Regions from separate parts of the Homo sapiens genome. Here region 1 is linked to region 2. Evidence: chromatin loops called from intact Hi-C (ENCODE). Cell type or tissue: CD4-positive, alpha-beta T cell. All regions are shown on one strand. Region 1 overlaps CCDC12 (coiled-coil domain containing 12). Region 2 overlaps SETD2 (SET domain containing 2, histone lysine methyltransferase).

Evidence for each region. A loop is a pair of places that touch in the nucleus more often than their neighbours do. Peaks named below come from ENCODE experiments on the same cell type or tissue, not always from the same donor. Only the 100,000 strongest peaks of a DNase experiment are listed, where the experiment ranks them.
Region 1: a loop joins it to region 2, with 2.8 times the contacts of the local background. A loop is called at or near these places in 2 of 110 quality-filtered maps.

The regions. Positions count from the first base shown.
Region 1 is chr3:46,947,341-46,949,840 of GRCh38, reverse strand. The region is part of intron 1 of CCDC12 (coiled-coil domain containing 12); the gene reads left to right. Among named protein-coding and RNA genes, the nearest start is that of CCDC12, 28 kb to the left of the region's middle. RefSeq lists a silencer at 1,308-1,602. In CD4-positive, alpha-beta T cell, no CTCF peak of the experiment used is centred here; DNase peaks (open chromatin) are centred at 460, 1,380, 2,070 and 2,420; H3K4me3 peaks cover 970 bases; H3K27ac peaks cover 2,500 bases.
Region 2 is chr3:47,056,124-47,058,623 of GRCh38, reverse strand. SETD2 (SET domain containing 2, histone lysine methyltransferase) reads left to right here. Exons shown (of 21, transcript NM_014159.7): 15 at 1,134-1,803. Among named protein-coding and RNA genes, the nearest start is that of NBEAL2, 78 kb to the right of the region's middle. In CD4-positive, alpha-beta T cell, no CTCF peak of the experiment used is centred here; a DNase peak (open chromatin) is centred at 1,103; H3K27ac peaks cover 1,043 bases.

The DNA.
Region 1 (2,500 bases), 110 kb after region 2:
TGGCCAGGCTGGTCTCGAACTCCTGACCTTATGATCCACCTGCCTTGGCCTCCCAAAGTGCTGGGATTACAGGCGTGAGCCACTGTGCCCGGCCAGCAGGCAGTTTTTCATGGTGCAGGGTCATGCGGGACCCTGTACCACATGGTGGACCCAAGTTGCCTTGTATAATCCTCACATGCCCCTGTTAAAGTAGTGCCAGCCCCACTTTGACAGGGGAGGAGACAGAGCCTCAGGGAGGTCCCACCACTGGTAAGCAGTGTGTCCTGATGTTCCCACCACCTGCCCAGTCCAGGGCTGCAGGCTGGGCTTCCTGCATACCACAGTGCCCCTACAGGGAGGACCCTGGAGGGAGTTTGGAGCCAGGCCAGACTTCCCAGAGGAACTCGTCCAGTCTGGCTGCATATGAAGGAAGGGGAAGAGACTGGTCTTTGCCCTGCCCTCTGTGTGACCTTTCAAGAGGTTATTTCCTGCTGGGGCCAGTGTGGGTGAAGTCTCAGGGCAGTGGGAGGGGCCTTTTGCATACTAATGGTTCTGGTTGTTCCCTCTGCTCTCTTCCCCCTCCGTCCCTCTGTCCCCACTGTCACTCATCCTTTAAGGTGACACTTCCTTTGGAAAGCCTCTGTAGACACCTCTTAATGCCACCCAAAAAAACACTGCCTTCCCTGGCTGTTGACACCTTCCCTTTTCCCCTGTGGGTCACCACCCCCTTGAGAATCTGAAGAGCTCCAGATTTCTCATCCACTAAGATTCACCTTCTCACACTCGCCTGTGTTTCTGTCTGGTCATTGACCTCTGGAATCTGTGCACCGAGGATAAGAACCCCTGCCCTGCTCTGTGGGCACTAGGTGCCTACTCGTTCCTCTTCCTCCTCAGTACCCAGCATGGAGTATCTGAGTACAGCATGGAGTACCACAGGGGAGCCAGTCAGTATTTGTCGACTGATAAAGTCTGCTGGAGGAGCTCTGTAGTGCCTCCCTTGAGCACTTGCAGCAAGAATAGGATCAGAGTTGACTTGGGCTGGCTCCCCACACTCCTGACAGACACATGGAGGATATCTGGGCAGGGCCGTGTGACGGGCCTGGCGAGGAGCTGCACTAGGCATGCCGTGGCCTGGCCCTTGAGGTGCCATATGGATGGTGGGGCCCAGCGTGCCTCTCTTCTGAGTGGAGCGGGCCCTCCTTTCCACCGCTGAGGGCACCTTGACAGGTGCTATCCCTTGGCACCAACCTTCGTCAGGCCTTGGGTGTCAAGCCTCACCGTTAGAATGCCTGAAGGCTGCCACACCCTTTCTCTTTGTCCCCTAAGTGCCACCACCTTTTTGTCAAAGGCGCCTTCCTTCCCCCAGTGAGTCACCAGCAGAACCTCAGTTGTTTCTGCTCCTCCCTGTCTCCCCACAGCGTTGAGGCACCTCCTTGTTCTAGTCCACCGCTGTTGACCTAGTTCCCGTCCTTATCTCCAGTCCTTATCTCTAGCCTCGCTGTTCTCCCAGCCTCCCGCTCAGCGCTTTGTTCTTGCTCTGCTCAGAAGCCTTTAGGGAACACATGAACCCACAGGAGAGCAGTGGCTCTTAGCTAATCCCAGCCTCTTGGATGGTAGTCACCACCTGTTCCTGCTGACTCTTGGTGAAGCACTGAATGGGGAATCAGATCTGTCTACACTGCACAGATCATCTGACGTCATCTCCTAATGTCTTGGTGAAGCAGGTATTACAACACTGCCCTGTCTGCTTACAGGATTGCTGAGAACATCTGATAAGGATGATGGGCATGGGAGCTTCCCATGACCTCTGCAGAGGCACACCGTTCTGGGCCTGTGCCCCGCTGGCTTTTCTGCAGCCCTTTCCTTCCTGCCCTGGCCTGATTCTCCCTGTTCTTCAGGCTCCCTAAGCTGCAGGCTTTTCTCCTTCATCATTTCCTTGTAATGGTGATATGATGTCAGTATGATTATCCTCATTTTTGTAGATGAGGAAACTGAGGCCAGACAGGTCATATAACTTGCCCAAGGTCACACAGCCAAGATGAAATGGAGCTGGGATTTCCCCGCTCCTGTGCACTCCTCTACCACAGTGCTGTGCCTGCTGTAGTTGGTGTCAGGCCTGTGGGTGCAAACTGGTACAACAAACGTCTGCCCTCTAGGAACTCTTGGTCTGGTCAGCAGATAGAGTGGATACTCGGACCAAGTCATCCTAGCAGCACATTGAGTGCAGGGGACCCAGAGTGAGGAGCTCTGCAGCCTGACGAGATCTCAGCCTGCCCAGGAGAAGCAGAGTCTCTCCCCCTTTCCCCCTGCCAGTCTCTGGGCAGTAGAGATCTGTGCAGTTTCTGGTCCCAGGCATGGTGGTGTTCAGCTCACTTCTTATCACTCCATCTTCAGGGTGAGTCAGACTCCGGGTGACTGCCCTACCCGCTAAGTGCCCTTGGAACACAGCTCCCACCACGGCAGCACCCGACAGGAAGTCCCTCCACCCCGGCATGGGGCTGCAGTGGCCCTGAGGATGGGC
Region 2 (2,500 bases):
TCTATGTTATTTTGTGTCTCGGTAGGTTTTTTTTTAATTGCTGAGTAGTCCATTGTATTCATGTACCATAGTTTATAAATTCATCATTTCAGAGACATTTGGCTATTGTGAATGTTGCTGCTATGTACAAGTCTTATGTGAATATTCTCCCTCTTTGTGTTTTTTTTTTTTTTTTTTTTTTTTGAGACGGTGTCTTGCCCTGTTGCCCAGGCTGGAGTGCAGTGGCGTAGTCTCAGCTCACTCCCACCTCTGCCTCCTGGGTTCAAGCGATTCTCCTGCCTCAGCCTCCTGAGTAGCTGGGATTACAGGCACACACCACCAGGCCCAGCTAATTGTATTTGTAGTAGAGATGGGTATTTCACAATGTTGGCCAGGCTGGTCTTGAACTCCTGACCTCAGGTGATCTGCCTGCCTCATCATGCCTGGCCTCTCCCTCATTTTTGAAAGGAAGTTTTTTTGGGGAAATAGTTTCTCTCAACATTCTGACTCTATTTATTCTTCAGTTTTCTGGCTTCCCTTAACTGGTTTTGTGAGACTTGGTCTAATTTTCATCCTTCTTTAATCGGGCTTTTCTCTTGGTCTGCTTTTAAGAGGCTCTCTTTGTATATGTCTTTCTGCTGTATGTTTTTATGAGGATTTCTTTTTCTTTTCCCAGTTGGAATTCATTGGACTTTTGAATTTGAAGGTTATTTTTCAACTATTTCTCTTCATATCTAATCTCCTGCTTAACCGTACTGTGGAATTTAGGGACAATAAATTGGATTGAGTATTGGATTATTTCTTGGTTTATGACACTTATTTTGTTTTTTATTTTAATTTTAGAATTTGTGATTATAGAAATGTCCCCAGCTATAAAGAATAGGATGCTGTATCTATCTTTAATCTTAAAATTCTAGAAACTAAGGGTAGAGATGAAATTAGAGATGAAATTATTTTCATCTCTTTGTCAATTCCTTGGGATTCTGTTCTGTGTGCAAGACAAGCTGAGTAATTTTGAGTATAGTTGTAAACCAGTGCCAAATAGGGTTTGATGTGGTTAGTGGTTTAGTCATGAGTGACATAATACTTATTAGTGCTTTGATTGTGTCTATGATTTAGGGAGCAACTTTTTGTGGTCCTTATTTTCTTTCTAGATATGATACACCAACTTCTAAAAAGAAAGTACGAATTAAAGACCGCAATAAACTTTCTACAGAGGAACGCCGGAAGTTGTTTGAGCAAGAGGTGGCTCAACGGGAGGCTCAGAAACAACAGCAACAGATGCAGAACCTGGGAATGACATCACCACTGCCCTATGACTCTCTTGGTTATAATGCCCCGCATCATCCCTTTGCTGGTTACCCACCAGGTTATCCCATGCAGGCCTATGTGGATCCCAGCAACCCTAATGCTGGAAAGGTGCTCCTGCCCACACCCAGCATGGACCCAGTGTGTTCTCCTGCTCCTTATGATCATGCTCAGCCCTTGGTGGGACATTCTACAGAACCCCTTTCTGCCCCTCCACCAGTACCAGTGGTGCCACATGTGGCAGCTCCTGTGGAAGTTTCCAGTTCCCAGTATGTGGCCCAGAGTGATGGTGTAGTACACCAAGACTCCAGCGTTGCTGTCTTGCCAGTGCCGGCCCCCGGCCCAGTTCAGGGACAGAATTATAGTGTTTGGGATTCAAACCAACAGTCTGTCAGTGTACAGCAGCAGTACTCTCCTGCACAGTCTCAAGCAACCATATATTATCAAGGACAGACATGTCCAACAGTCTATGGTGTGACATCACCTTATTCACAGACAACTCCACCAATTGTACAGGTAACTAATTCTGAAACTTTTCTTTTCTGCTTTATGGTCTGTTCATGGGATGTTAGTTAAATCTGGTATAGGGGAGGAAGTCTTACCATGGACTACTTGTATATATTGATCAACTTTATATGTATTGGTTATCTATTGTGTGAAATATTGCCAGAACTTGTCAGCTTAAGACAATAAGTAACTCAGAAGCAGCTTAGCAGGGTGGATCTGGCTCAGGGTTTTCCATGAAATTACAGTCAAGCTGTTGGCCATGGCTGCAGTCATCTGAAGGCTGAACTAGATATAGAGATTCACTTTCCAACCTACTCACATTGTTGTTAGCAGGCCTCCATTTCTCCCAAGGGAGAACCCTTCATCATGGTAATATTTTTGTGTTTTCTAAAAATCATGGTCAGGCCAGGCGTGGTAGCTCACACCTGTAATCCCAGCACTTTGGGAGGCCGAGGTGGACGGATCACCTGAAGTCAGGAGTTTGAGATCAGCCGGGCCAACATGGTGAAACCCCATCTCTACTAAAAAATAAAAAAAATTAGCCGGCCATGGTGGCTCATGCCTGTAATCCCAGCTACTTGGTAGGCTGAGGCAGGAGAATCGCTTGAACCCAGGAGGCAGAGGTTACAGTGAGCTGAGATAGCGTCACTGTACCCCAGCCTGGACAACAGGGCAAGATGCCATCTCAAAATAAATAAATAAATAA